4 separate regions of the Homo sapiens genome follow, and all the other regions are linked to region 1. The links are chromatin contacts, found by Hi-C or POLR2A ChIA-PET in ENCODE. All regions are on one chromosome and are shown on one strand. The core of a region is the stretch at or near the end of the contact, and the rest is flanking DNA. Distances in the headings are between cores, read along the strand shown.

Region 1 (3,472 bases), core at 439-2,938:
GTTATCTACATGCCTATATGGCATGAATAATCCACCCCTTGTTTAGCATATCATCAAGAAATAACCATAAAAATGGGCAACCAGCAGCCCTCGAGGCTGCTCTATGGAGTAGCCATTCTTTATTCCTTTACTTTCCTAATAAACTTGCTTTCACTTAACTCTATGGACTCACCCTGAATTCTTTCTTGCACGAGATCCAAGAACCTTCTCTTGGGGTACAGGTCGGGACCCCTTTCCTGTAACACTTAGGGCAGATTCTTAGGCAGCCAATTCTATCTGAAAGGAGAAGAGGAGAATATTTTAATTCTTTTGTTCCCTCAGCATATTACAGCTACAAAAATTAAATAAATCTTCCCAGTGCTAGTATTCGTGATCCATCAGTCCAAAATTCGAGTGTGTTATGCTATTTCCAGTAGTCAAAGATCCCTTCGGTGAAAGGGGAGGAAGAGCAGTTAAAACTCTATTCTGCCACTCTGTATTGCCTTTCATCTTTTATTAAAATGACAGGTTGCTAATTTGTCCTTCCATTAATGAGAATGTTTTTTGTTTGTTTGTTTGTTTTGAGACAGGGTCTCGCTCTGTTGCCCAGGCTGGAGTGCAGTGGTGCGAACTAATGAGGATGTTTTTAACTGATCCCCACTCTTTCATCTCATCTATTTTATGGCTTGAAATGAGTTCAGGTCATTAATTGAGCATTTACTATAGGGTAGGCATTGTTTTATTTGCTGGGAATTCATAGACCTCAAAGAGCTCACAGTTTGAAAGGGTCACTTTCACATAAATGAGTATTTATAATACAATGTAGCCATGCAGCACATAATAAACCTGTACATTTTCAGGACAACTGTTCTGCAGGAGACGTCCAGCCTGTGGCTAGTTAACGCAACTAAAGTTTCAGCAAAGCACTCAAGCGTAAGGTCCTTAAAGTTTTTCTCATTAAGTTTTTGTTTTTTTGTTTTTGTTTTTGAGATGGAGTCTCGCTCTGTCGCCCAGGCTGGAGTGCAGTGGTGCCATCAGGGCTCACTGCAAGCTCCGCCTCCCAGGTTCACGCCATTCTCCTGCCTCAGCCTCCCGAGTAGCTGGGACTACAGGCGCCCGCCACCACGCCCGGCTAATTTTTTTATATTTTTAGTAGAGACGGGGTTTCACCGTGTGTTAGCCAGGAGTCATTAAGTTTTAATAAGTCCAACCATCTCCAGACCAGAACCCCTCTGAATATGAAATAGGAGAAGTGAGATATCTCACACAGTAGCTATCAAGTTACTACTCACAAGCCAGAAAATGTCAGGGCTTACTTTGGCTTTCAAGTTCACAGTTCCATGAAATACAGAGTTAGGAAGGCTATCTTGATGAGCATTCTTCATTGGACCTCTCTGCCTTTGGACTTTTCTCTGCCTTGGACATTCGGGGAGCTGTTCTGCTTGGGGGTGCCTTTGTTAAGTGAAATGGGCAATTCATTTCCCTGACCACCAAGAGACATCCAGAATTTGTCATGTTTTATGAGTAATTTTGAAAGTGCTTACTAGACCTCCCTCCCTTTTCAACTGCTCAGGCTCAGTAAGCTTTTAAACTTTCTATTTCGTTACAGTACAAACAACTCTACAAGCAGGCCTCCTGCTTCTCCCCTCAGGCTATGCAGAATTATTCATACTCAAGGTCTAAAGAGGAACATCAGCACGAAGGAAAAACAGACTAAAGAGTGAAAACAAATTAGCAATCCAAACAGCTCTCTCCCAGCCTGTCACTGGAAGGCCTTTGGTGTCTCATTCCAGAGTCAAGGGGTTTTCTGAGTTGAAGATTAAAGGATACATTTTCAGGGCTCAGAGAACAGACAATCTGTGAAATGCATATTCACCCAAGGCAGCCAGAACAAGGTGCGCATATGAAGAACCGGGATGGGCCTTCACCCCAAACCAGATGAGCCTTGTATGGATAGTCGGTATTTTGCACCCACTGGGCTCGAGTCTTTCATATTTTATTCATGCTTGGGTAAGGAAAAAAAGAAAGAAGAAAGAAAGAAAGAAAGAAAAAGAAAGAAAGAAAGAAAGAAAGAGAAAAAGAAAGAAAGAAAGAAAGAAAGAAAGAAAGAAAGAAAGAAAGAAAGAAAGAAAGAAAGAAAGAAAGAAAGAAAGGCCATTAAGCTCTCTTTGGGAATGTGGGAAATCTTATCTTAGTTATTCTCAACCAGGGTGATTTTGCCCCACAAAGAAACATGTGGCAAGTGTCTGAAGATATTTTTGATGGTCAAAACTGGCACTGGGAGGTGTTGCTGGCATGTAGTGGGTAAATAAGAAGGAGAAGGCTGAGCACCCTGTGAGGCACATGATGACCCCCACAACTAAGATTTATCTGTTCCAAGATGTAGTTAGTGCAAAGGTTGAGAATCTCTGCCTTAAAATGTAAAGCAGTAAAAACAGAACGTTAAGAAAGCTCCTCCCTCTCTCATGTGTATATTTGTGTATGTCTCTGTTTCCATCTCTCTCTCTCACACACACACACACACACAAACACACTGCCGGCTTCATAGGGGTGAAACCTATGCACATGAGCAGGGTCCCATACTCAGAACAGTTCCTGTACTTGATGTAATCCTCTGCTTCACTATCTTGAAATTCTCAATAATTTTGCATGAGAGGCCCCATATTTTCCTTTTGCCCTGGGCCCTGCACATTACGTATCTGGCCCTGCATGCAAATGCCTGTGCAAGAGACACTCAGCATTTCATGCAGTAGAACCATATGTTCTCCACTACCCTCTTTTTTCTCCCCTAACATTCCACTTTATTATAGTAGTGCATGCTTTCATTCTGTTTTTGAAACCTCTCTTTGGGTTATGGCAGAGCCAACGCTGGAAAATAGACGTGTGTCATGGATTCTGAAGCGTCTGCATATTTTCTTCTTGCCCATCAAACTCTCTAGAAAATCCATACAGGGCACCAAGTGGCAGTCAGCAGATCGTGCGACATAAAAATTTTCTCAAAGACGCTGGAAAGAAGCTGCAGAGGCTTTTCTTTCCTGCAAGGGCAGCAGGGCTCTGCTCTGATCGTCCTTGCAGAGATGACAAAAATGATCCAGGACAAGAATCTTAATATCTGTAATCTAATAAAATCTACTTTCATGTCCATCCTCTTCTTGCCAGTCCTTTTTCATTCAATGTTCTGGATTGTTCACAAACCTATGAATAAGCTTAAAACCTATTAAAAACCTGCAAGGCAGGAACCATCACTTTGCTTCTTGTTAATCACTTTTAATCTACTACCACAAGTCAATCAGCAACAATTTACTGAGCAATTGTGAAGGGATGGAAGACCCTATCTGCAAACAATCTTGTTCACTTTTACAAATGGATCCCTTAAAATGTCCTGTTACTGGAAGGATGCGGACCTCTCAGGGCTCTAGAAGAAGCACCTAAGTGGATTATCTATGAGGCCTACATGAAAAACCAAACAAGAGCAACAATAAATTTGTTTTTT
Region 2 (3,472 bases), core at 568-3,067, 510 kb before region 1:
TGAAAAGTATGAGTGACCGTACTGTGCTCACATTGTCAGCTGCAGTCCTGGTAATTACTTCCACCAAGAACACAGCTTTTGCTGTAGGAACTTGTGCACAGGTAGGCGCATGATGCAGCTGGCATCAGGGACCAGGAACATGTGACAGTGGCTTGGGAAAAACCCGGCCACTTCTTAGAAAGAGTCAGTCCTTCCCTTCCTCATGCCAGAGGGTGGTTTGTTCAGTCTGAGCTGTCAACCAGTTCCAAACCACAGATACCACCTGCCTAGAGGCCACCCACCCCCACAAGGAGAGTTTTCCAGCAGCTGCCCTGAACCTGTCTTGAGCGACATATTGAGCTTACCCAGGTACTGTGGCTCATCTCCCTCCTCACTCAGCTCATATTCCACCCGGAATCCCGACACGGTGTCGGAAGCTGAGACCCAGGAGACCACAAAGCTACTGGCTGTGATTTCGGTCACAGATTCAGAAGTGGCCACAAGAGGAGAAAAGGGAGTCGTCTCTCCTGTCACGGTGTTGCCTAGAGAGTCACAGAAAGGGGAAAGTCAGCCTTCAGTCATCTAGAAAATTTACCGTCCTCGTCGCCAACATCATTTTAAAAAACGTTGGTGCCCCTCCTGGAAGAATATGAATTGAGAAGGAAAGCATTGCCTCAGGAGAGCCTAGCTCTAGGAACCTCGGGGGTAGGAGGCATGAGGGTGGTTGTGTACATACTGGTCACAGGTGTGCTGGTGCTGGTGGTGGTGAAGTCAAAGCGAGTCACTTCTTGGTGGCCGTACTGCTGGATGCTGATGAGCTGGCCCTCGTATACCACACCAGGCTTCAGGCCTTTGATGGTGTAGGAGTTTAAGTGGCCTGGTATGGTAGCTTCCTTCCAACGGCCTACAGAATTTTTCTGAAAATTTAAATTAACACACACACACACACACACACGTGTTTACAAGGATGAACATTTGAAGATGATGTTCAGTAATCTTCAAAGAAAAATGACTTAAGCAGGACTTAGGCAGCTCCATTCTAGAGGAAAATCATGGAAAACTGGATTCCCAATGGTTATATCGTTAGATATAGTTAGATATAATGCTAACTATTGTTAACATCAACAAACTGCTGCAGTTTACTTACTGATACCCATACTCTGTGCTGTTTACCTACATTCTCCCATTTAGTCTCCATATCCTTCTGATGATAAGGCAATGGCATTGTTGCTCCCGTTTTACAGACGGAAAAACAGAGTGATATGTGATATGCCCGGGGTGACATAGTTGCAGACACTGGGCACCTTCACTTTTTTTTTTTTTTTTTGAGACAGAGTTTTGCTCTTGTTGCCCAGGCTAGAGTGCAGTGGCTCAATCTCAGCTCACTGCAAACTCCACCTCCCAGGTTTAAGCGCTTCTCCTGCCTCAGCCTCCCGAGTAGCTGGGATTAGAGGCGTGTGCCACCATGCCTGGCTAATTTTATATTTTTAGTAGAGATGGGGTTTCTCCATGTTGGTCAGGCTGGTCTCGAACTCCCGACCTCAGGTGATCCACCCGCCTCGGACTCCCAAAGTGCTGGGATTACAAGCGTGAGCCACCACGCCCACCCACACCTTCACTTTTACCAAGTTAATTGTGTTATATCAGTAACATAATATGATGAACCTAAGCTTTGCCTCTCTCACTTATTTTTTATTCCTACCACAAACAGATATATTCCTCTCTGAAGTACAGAAATGCCAATGCCATATATTTTATCTTTTAACTCAGTGGGATACAATTCAAGTTTCTTGTCCTGAAAAAACAAAGGCAGAATGTTGCTTTGTGACTCATCATATACCAGGTTCAACGAGTCTGGTTTTGTGACTCATTCTTGGATATGAGCTACCCCATCAGAAGTGGTTACCCAATTTTGGACAAGACTACAGAAAAAATGCAATTTTGGTTTATTTAATCTTTTGCTTCCAGTTTATATTTCACATCCTGTTCAGCTTCATTAATATGCCATGGGTCACAAAACTCAGTGCAATAAAATGTGTATGAAAGAAACACCCTTCAGAAAAGATGAGACTCTTTCAAGTGTAAATACTCTAAACTAATATAAGTCAAAATATATTTTTTGTGCCCAGTGATTTTTAAAAATTACCCAGTCAACCATTTCCTCAATAATTCAAATACTCAAGTGTCCATTTATATTTTTGGAATAAGCGAGAGTGATCGTAGTACTCTTCACAGTGAAATTTTAACTCAAATACACTGTGGAAAATTTTGAAACCAGTCATTGCAATTAGCTCAAATTTAGTAATCATTTTTCAACATGAGCTTGTTTGGTTAGTTATTACAAGAAAATAACAGAAAATAAAGTCTCAGGTGGCATCCATTAGAAAAAACCCTGAATTTTTGTAATTGTTAAAAATCTCAAAAAATTCATCACTGCTGCTTTTTGAAGACTTTCCAATTCAATGTACTTTTTTTTTTTTTTTTTTGAGATGGAGTTTCGCTCTTGTTGCCCAGGCTGGAGTGCAGTGGCGTGATCCTGGCTCACTGCAACCTCCGCCTTCTGGTTTCAAGCGATTCTCCTGCCTCAGCTTCCCGAGTAGCTGGGATTACAGGTATGCGCCACCATGCCCAGCTAATTTTTTTGTATTTTTAATAGAGACGGGGTTTCACCATGTTGGCCAGGATGCTCTCGATCTCTTGACCTCGTGATCCGCCCACCTTGGCCTCCCAAAGTGCTGGGATTACAGGCGTGAGCCACTGCGCCTGGCCCAAAGTACATTTTATACCACTTTTAAGTCTCCCATTGCAATGGTCTCACATAATACTTTGGATATCCTTAATTTTAAAGTAAATAAAATTAATGATGTAATAAGAAGATGAGAGACTAGAAGATATTGGATGCACTGATGCTGTTGATTTCGATCACTGGACATCAAGTTCTGCAAATGGCCAGATTATGGACATAGGGTGAAAGAAGAAAAAGAATGACTTTTCTTTTTTTTTTTTTCATTCACCATTTGTTAAGCAGTGTGCCAGGTGCTGAAGCATTCTAGACTCTACGGAGACTACATTGAGCCAATGAGAAAGACACGATTCCCCTCTTTAAGGGAATCTGTTTCCATTTTCTATTATTCTGGTCTTGCCTCCATGTAGACAACATGCTTACACCTCTATTTGTTTCATTTGTCAACAATAAGTCATATTTACAGAGTCTTTAATATGAGACTTGATGATTTATTTATATATTTATTTATGTTGACACAGGGTCTTTCTCTGTCTCCCAGGCTGGAGTGCAGTAGTGCCATCTTGGCTCACTGCAACTTCCGCCTCTCAAGCTCAAGCGATCCTTCCGCCTCAGCCTCCCAAGTAGCTGGGACTACAGGTGCATGCTACCATGCCCGGCTAATTTTTAGCCACTGTGCCCAGACAAAGTTGAGGATTTAGCTCAATAATACCACCCTTTCCTTCCAGAATCTTGGACATTCCCAGTGTC
Region 3 (3,472 bases), core at 436-2,935, 410 kb before region 1:
CTAACAATATAATCCATAAAGTTTCTGTGAGAAAATGCAGGGATAATTATAGAAAGCAGGTAGTGCTGTATCTGGTGGATTAAAGGTCTGTTCCCTTCCCTTTCCTATGGAGGAGGCCATGCCACTAGAAAAACACCTTTAGACCCACAAACTTTTGCTTTTAAATAAAATTAGTTTCCTATTTGTGGGTATCATGAAAATTCTTAGATAGACTTCCACAAAATTTGGAAAGTATTGTTTAGGAAGATCTGATTTAGAATTTGGGTTATGTGGCATATGATAAGAATCACTTTAGGAGATCCTGGGAAGCCTCAAAGAAGTAGGCAGTCATCATACAGGAGCTGAAAGTAGGGTTGAACAAGGGGTATGAATAAACGTCATTTAGGAGAGGCCTGTCATATTCAGTAATATGCCCATAGATGGAACAAAATGGAACATTGGTTTCCAATAGGTCCTTAAATTGAAAGCCATAAGGGTAGGTGCTTTGCAAAGCAGGTATGATTTGTATCCAAATTACCTCTCACATGGGCACCTTGTGGATTTCTCTGGACAGAAGTGCAGCAGGAACCTACTTTTTAATGAATAATGGTTATTGAGTCATTCAAACATCCCAGAATAGCCAGTGGGACCTGGCTGTTCTCCCTTCAAGTTCTTCGCCACCTGTAAGTCACAGAGCCACAGCTGTGGTTCTTCTGCAGGGGCCACAGAGCCCTTCCTCTGCACTTGGAAAAAAATGTCATGTGCTGACTCCAAGAGTGAGTCTTCTGGGGGTACAGGAGACACAGAAACAGAAACTTTCCAAGAAAAACACACTGACTAAACCAAATGACAGAGCAGAAAACATTTTCTGATAAGGCAAAGGGTAATAACTTGGTGAGAATTACACAGGTAATTAAATAGTTGTTTCCAAGGGCTAGGAAAAGACAGGCATCGTCTGTGTTGGACAGAAGGGGAGTTTTGGATTTATTAACATGGATATGAGGGTTTAGGGTTATTTGTGTTTGTGGTAAAGAGCTCAGAGAAGAAGTCTTTATTTACTGCCTAAAGATTTAGTAAGTCAATTTGTTCCCTGCCTTCTATCTCATCCACAGACAATATCTTCTTAAATAGGATACTAGATTGCATGCATGATGTTAAACAAACGTGGAGTAGGAAAATCACCTTATTGAAATAGCTCTTGAGGTGTCCTTAACTCACAAGAACATTGGGAAATTTTCAGACTTTCTCACCAACAGAGGACATAAATACCAAAGGCAAGATGTAAAGTTATGCAAACCTCTGTGGCTGGAATAAATATTTTGTACTTATGGAAAGTCCACTAGAAGACCACTTCTGAATTCAGATCTGTATCAATTAATGGAAGAAAAAAATGGGTTGGAGGAGCCAAATGGGGAATGTTACAAGACGTATTAATGTATAATCAAAATTTAGAAATAGAGGTGGTTCTGAATTGGAATTGGCTTTAGATAAAATACAGAACAGGAAAGAATGGGAGTCCTCTGTTCTAGAAGGGTAGGCTGGCTACAATCGGGTGAATAAGACAATTTCATAAGAAAACGTTTTGAAAGAATATGAGAGGAAACTGCAAGAGCAGAAGAAAGTAATAAACTCATTGCACAAGAATTTCAGAAGAACTAGGGTCAAAAATACAGTCACAATCTGGCAGCTTTCAGGAGGAGGTGGGGAGTAGATAAGGACAAAGAGGTGGGAAGGGAGATAGGGCCAAGTCCAAAGTGCCTTTCAGACTCTCCCTGAGTCAGCAAACCTTGCTTCTTTTTACTTTTACTTTTTCTGTGGGCTCTGAATGGTTCTTTTAATCTATATTCAGGCAGAGTAACAGGCGTGATGAATTTATAATGTAAAAGGTACACTTTGGGAGGCTGAGGCGGGAGGATCACGAAGTCAGGAGATCGAGACCATCCTGGCTAACACGGTGAAACCCCGCCTCTACTAAAGATACAAAAAATTAGCCGGGCGTGGTGGCGGGCGCCTGTAGTCCCAGCTACTCGGGAGGCTGAGGCAGGAGAATGGCGTGAACCCGGGAGGCGGAGGTTGCAGTGAGCCGAGATCACGCCACTGCACTCCAGCCTGGGCGACAGAGTGAGACTCCGCTTCAAAAAAAAAAAAAAAAAAAAAAAGCCAGAAACGCTCACTAGGCAAAAAAAAAAACTTCTCTTCGAGCAGCCTGGTAGGGCCTCTAGCTGGAGAATATTCAGTTGTGTTAAGGCATCTTAGTAGAGCACCAGTGGTATCTGGAAGAAGGTGCCCCCAAAAGCCTCTATCCCTCATCAGCAGGTTTACACAATTCATCGAACAGATTTAATAGTTACAGATTACTCTGTTAACTAGATTTTGAGAAAACAGTGCAGAGTGTTGGCAGAGCAAAGAGAGAAAATCAAATTCTGGAGTGTGGAATGTTTACCCAAAAGAAATGGCAGTAGCAGGAACTAGGAGCCTGAAGGGGGTGCCTTTGTGTAAAAATGTTTTTGATTTCTGATGCCTACAGCTGGATTTTTAATGTAGCTCAAGTCCGACAGAATGCAGGTAGGAAAAAGAAAGCAGCAATGAATTGTTTGCCTCTTCTTTAAACTCTGTTTCTGAAAATAAAATTTGTTAGTATTTTAAACTTAAAACCCTTCATGATTATTATATCCTTAGTTCTTATGTGTCACTGATATACTAAAATAGGTTGTGAATATGATAGAAAGTGAGATGAAAGAGAGAGAGTGTGGTAAGGCTGTGGGTCTGTGAAACTCCAAGGCCAGATGCTGCTCACCTTATTATGGAACAGGTATGTTGATTCAAGCACAGGGTCAAAGGAATGGGCCAGGGTGACTCTTTTTGGAATAATAGTGAACATGTGTTACTCACTCATAGACTCAACCTGCTGATTAATATATGTTATCTCTTGAATTTGAGAATGAAGTTGTACAATTCCCATTTATAGTTGTGGAAGCTAAGGCTCAGAGATACACAGTAACTTGCTGTGTAGCCAGTTGTGGCAAAAAAAAAAAAAAAAAAAAAAGAATTTGTATTTATTTCTGTCTGATCCTAAACAGGTGTTTTCCAGGTATGCACCCTTCCTGCTCACATTTTGATTGGTTTTGAATTCTTGTGTATTATTGACTGTCTACTTCACTAACATCAAGTATAAAACAAAAAATGTATTGCAGCCTAATGTTTAGCTTCTCTACTCTTTTATATTGCCTATATTTCCAGTTCCTTAGATTTGCAAAAGTTATGAAGTTAAATATAAATCATACCTGCAATTGCATTAGTATATTGGTATAGTGCCCTTTCATTGAGTTTGCAGGAAGTGAGCTGTCTTTAAGAATATCCAGTTGTAGGAAGTTCCTCTTTTTCTTTTTTTGTTACTCTCAAAAAGTCTTTGGTCTTTCCTTGTAGTAAATTACTAAGCACTCTAGTTTGGCTGATTTCTAGATTGAATATTAAAGAATTCTATGATAAAGCA
Region 4 (3,472 bases), core at 646-3,145, 390 kb before region 1:
CTAGGCTACATGGTATAGCGTATTGCTCCTAGGCTACAAGCGTGCATAGTATGTTACTGTACTGAATACTGTGGGCAATTGTAACATAATGGTAAGTATTTGTGTATCTAAACATAGAAAAGGTGCAGTAAAAATATGGCATAAAAGATTAACAAGTGGTACATAAGACAGCTTCATTATAATCATGCAAGACCACCATCATATTTGTGGTCCACCATAGATTCAAATGTCCTTATGTGTAACCTGACTGTAGATGAATCTGAGTACAGCTTGCAGCACTAGTGTAATCTTGGAAAAATTGTTTAAACACTCTGAACACCAGTTTCCCCATTTGTAAATTGAGGATAACAATAACTACCTATCAAGGTTATCTTAAGGAACAAATGAATCTATATAGGTAGTGCCTGACATAAAGTAGGTACTCAAGAAATATTTTAGAGACTTTACTCTCTGCTGGGGGAAAGGCATAGAATTTTGCAATTAATCAGATTTGGATTTGAATCTGCATTTCGTCACTTAGCCAAGTGACCTTGGGCACATAACTTAAAATCTGCGATCACCAATCCTACATATAAAACACTAGGAATGTATTACGTTAGGTGCTCAGTACATCTTAGTTCTCCTTGGAGATTCTGGTTACAGACACAGTTCCAATTCTTTCTGAATATCAAAGTAATATATAAACAATGTGTTTGCTAGGGAGAGGTGTGTTTGCTAGGGAGGGTCTAACCGAGAGGATGAGGCTCTAATTACAATATTTATAGTACTTGTATTTTGATTGCTTATGCTTACTCACCACATGATGAGTAAATGGGATGGTCTTTCTGAAGGAAAAGCAACTATACAAAGGATTCAAAGAGAAAGCTTTACCATCAGGCTGACACAAAGGCTATTAATAATCCTGTCCTCGAGGTGCCATGTGAAATCTTGATTCCTAAATGAGAAAATAAGTACATGTAGAGCTGAAATAAGTAAAAATCTATTTATGCAAGAGAAAAGTCACCATTAATTTGCTAAAACATTCCAGACATTTGTAACTTTGTGTGTATTTATATTTATATAATTACTTTCTATGCACACCATTTGATAACTGCCTTTCCCCCCACTTCACAATAGTTTATGGACCTTTTTCCATATTTCCACATCATTAAATAGTCCACTCAGCATTATTTTAAATGACTGAAAGGCACTGCATTGTTAGAATGTACCAGGATTTTAAAACAAATCCTTTTTGTTGGACATTTAGGTTCAACAAACTTTGTTTTTAAAAATCAAGAGGTTAATTCTCTGGTTGCCCATCTGATTGATGACTTAGAGGTGCATAGAGTTGAGGTAAACTGAGTGTGCGAATGTGAACTTGCAGGAGTGGGTGAAGACAGAATGCCTATCTCGGCACTGCAGAAAAAAAGTAGGGAAAGTGCAGCATCGTGAGAAATGCATTTCTGCCTTAAGTTTACTGGGAAAAATCAATTTTAGGGCCTAATAGAGCATCACTTATCTATATGTCACTTGGAATCAGTGTGTTTTCACCATCAACTAAGGACTACTATCTTGGACTGTGTCTCAAGAGAAATGGAGTAGAATCTCCAGATAGCCTTTTTCAGCCTTAGCAACAGGAAAGACAGAAATGACTTGGATATGTACAAACCTTCATAGATGATTGTGTGAAACTTGAGCTTTAAGAAAAAAGATGACAATTCTAAATATGCATTTTCTTGTGAAAGTCATAGAGATATTTTGAGGCGATTCATATTTTTAGATATAGTAGTTATTATTCCCTTCACGAAGAGATAAGATAGGCATTTCATTCCTCTCCCCTTTAGATTCATAAAACAAAGGTGTCTTTCATGGAATCAACTACCCAGCTAGGAAAATGTGTCAGGCTTACCAGTCAAGCTCAAAAATATGAAAAAGGTGACGTCTGTTTAGTTTCTCACAATTTTTTCCTTTTCCCCGATCCCAGATCTGTGAGTCACCATTCTGTGTGAAAAATATTTAGAGTGAGAATTATTCCTTGACAAGTTATGTTGTTAGACGAACTTCCCTATCACTCAAAGAAATGACCCTTATCTCTTTCTTTACTTGAAGAATATCTTGCAAAAACATTTAATCTAGTCCAGAATAATTTCAGGGGTTGACAACACTGCTCTCAAGCCATTTTGTAAATACCACTGCCTCATTTTAAAGAAAAGAACTTCTGTTTTCTTTTCTTGGTTAGTGGATTCTGGTAAGTCCCACCAGTTTGGTTCTATAAACAGAGGCCCTGACAATTTTATTAAGAGCACTGGTTTAATATAATGATTCATGAAAAAAGCCTAGATTAGAATATTAAAATATTAAGTAAGTAGATAACATGCAATTCTACCAGGAGGTATAAGGATGGAAATATCACAAATGCATCTCTTGGATCTATTATGAACATTAAAACCATCAGCCTGAGCACTTACTAGATTTTTTAACTGTGGCGTGTAGGTTTTTCAAAAAATATTTTTACATAAATATGCCCTCCTGTGGCCACTCACCTTTCCCCATTCACATCGCCCTTTCCCTTACCTTCCAATAAGCAAATATATCTTAACTAATGTCAGGCCTTAAGAGACATTTGTATTGGCATTCTATTTGACTTTAAGGTAAAACTAGAAATTTTTAGGAGTCACTTGACTGGTGAAATCACTCTCACTCTTTTTTTATGATTTAATGTTTTTATTGTCACTGTTAACTAGCATGAGATGGGGAAATTTTATTATATATGTGATAAAGGATTAATATCCAGAATATATAGGGAATTCTAAAATTCTACAACAATCACAATAAACACCCTGATTCAAAAGTGGCAAAGGACTTGAAAAGACACTTCTCCAAATAAGTTATACAAATGGCCAATAGGCCTGTGAAAAATGTTCAAACTCACTAATCTTTAGGAAAATGCAAATGAAAACTACAATGACATCTCACCTCATATTTAGGATAACTATTGTTAAGTAAAAACAAAAACAAAAAATAACAAGTGTTGGTGAGGATGTGGAGAAACTGAAACCCTTCTGCACTGATGGTGAGAATGTAAAATGGCATGTCCACTATGGAAAACAGTATGGTTGTCCCTCAAAAATTTTAAAGTGGAATTACTATATGATTCATCAATTCTACTTCTAGGTATATACCCCAAATAATTGAAAGCAGAGACTTGAAATATCTTGAAATTCAATTGAAATATCTCAAAATGGAATTGAAAGCAGGATCTTGAAATATCTCTGGAAGAGATTTTGTGATAGGTTTGGCTCTGTGTCCCCACTGAAATCTCATGTTGAATTGTAATCTCCAGTGTTGCGGGAGGGACCTGGTGGGAGATGATTAGATCATATGGAGCAGATTTCCCACTTGCTGTTCTCCTGATAGTGAGTGAGCTATTGCAAGATCTGGTTGTTTACATGTGTGTAGCACTTCCCCTTTGCTCTCTCACTTTCTCCCACTC

The links. A loop is a pair of places that touch in the nucleus more often than their neighbours do. ChIA-PET counts read pairs that join two places held with the same protein, here RNA polymerase II (POLR2A). Pooled maps may share reads with other maps.
Region 2: a loop to region 1 is called in a map of PC-3, with 15 times the contacts of the local background. The contact joins two enhancer-like sites. A Hi-C loop is called at or near these places in 4 of 168 maps with a recorded cell type or tissue (Caco-2, HepG2, PC-3 and 1 more) and 3 of 50 pooled maps. POLR2A ChIA-PET finds 5 or more read pairs at or near these places in 2 of 52 experiments (both HepG2).
Region 3: a loop to region 1 is called in a map of HepG2, with 9 times the contacts of the local background. The contact joins two enhancer-like sites. A Hi-C loop is called at or near these places in 2 of 168 maps with a recorded cell type or tissue (Caco-2 and HepG2) and 6 of 50 pooled maps. POLR2A ChIA-PET finds 5 or more read pairs at or near these places in 2 of 52 experiments (A673 and Caco-2).
Region 4: a loop to region 1 is called in a map of PC-3, with 8 times the contacts of the local background. The contact joins two enhancer-like sites. A Hi-C loop is called at or near these places in 5 of 168 maps with a recorded cell type or tissue (A673, IMR-90, PC-3 and 2 more) and 10 of 50 pooled maps. POLR2A ChIA-PET finds 5 or more read pairs at or near these places in 2 of 52 experiments (activated T-cell and naive thymus-derived CD4-positive, alpha-beta T cell).

What each region holds. Positions count from the first base shown.
Region 1 is chr2:215,916,788-215,920,259 of GRCh38, forward strand. No RefSeq gene overlaps it. Among named protein-coding and RNA genes, the nearest start is that of LINC00607, 75 kb to the left of the region's middle. Within about 2 kb of position 1,689, at least 4 of the 41 ENCODE cell types and tissues checked have a DNase peak (open chromatin) inside an H3K27ac peak, as active enhancers do; they include PC-3, where a contact is called at or near this core.
Region 2 is chr2:215,409,219-215,412,690 of GRCh38, forward strand. FN1 (fibronectin 1) reads right to left here. Exons shown (of 46, transcript NM_212482.4): 14 at 716-896; 15 at 345-521. Among named protein-coding and RNA genes, the nearest start is that of FN1-DT, 25 kb to the right of the region's middle. RefSeq lists a silencer at 1,668-1,962. Within about 2 kb of position 1,818, at least 6 of the 41 ENCODE cell types and tissues checked have a DNase peak (open chromatin) inside an H3K27ac peak, as active enhancers do; they include PC-3, where a contact is called at or near this core.
Region 3 is chr2:215,504,011-215,507,482 of GRCh38, forward strand. No RefSeq gene overlaps it. Among named protein-coding and RNA genes, the nearest start is that of FN1, 70 kb to the left of the region's middle. Within about 2 kb of position 1,686, at least 3 of the 41 ENCODE cell types and tissues checked have a DNase peak (open chromatin) inside an H3K27ac peak, as active enhancers do.
Region 4 is chr2:215,529,601-215,533,072 of GRCh38, forward strand. No RefSeq gene overlaps it. Among named protein-coding and RNA genes, the nearest start is that of FN1, 95 kb to the left of the region's middle. Within about 2 kb of position 1,896, at least 4 of the 41 ENCODE cell types and tissues checked have a DNase peak (open chromatin) inside an H3K27ac peak, as active enhancers do; they include PC-3, where a contact is called at or near this core.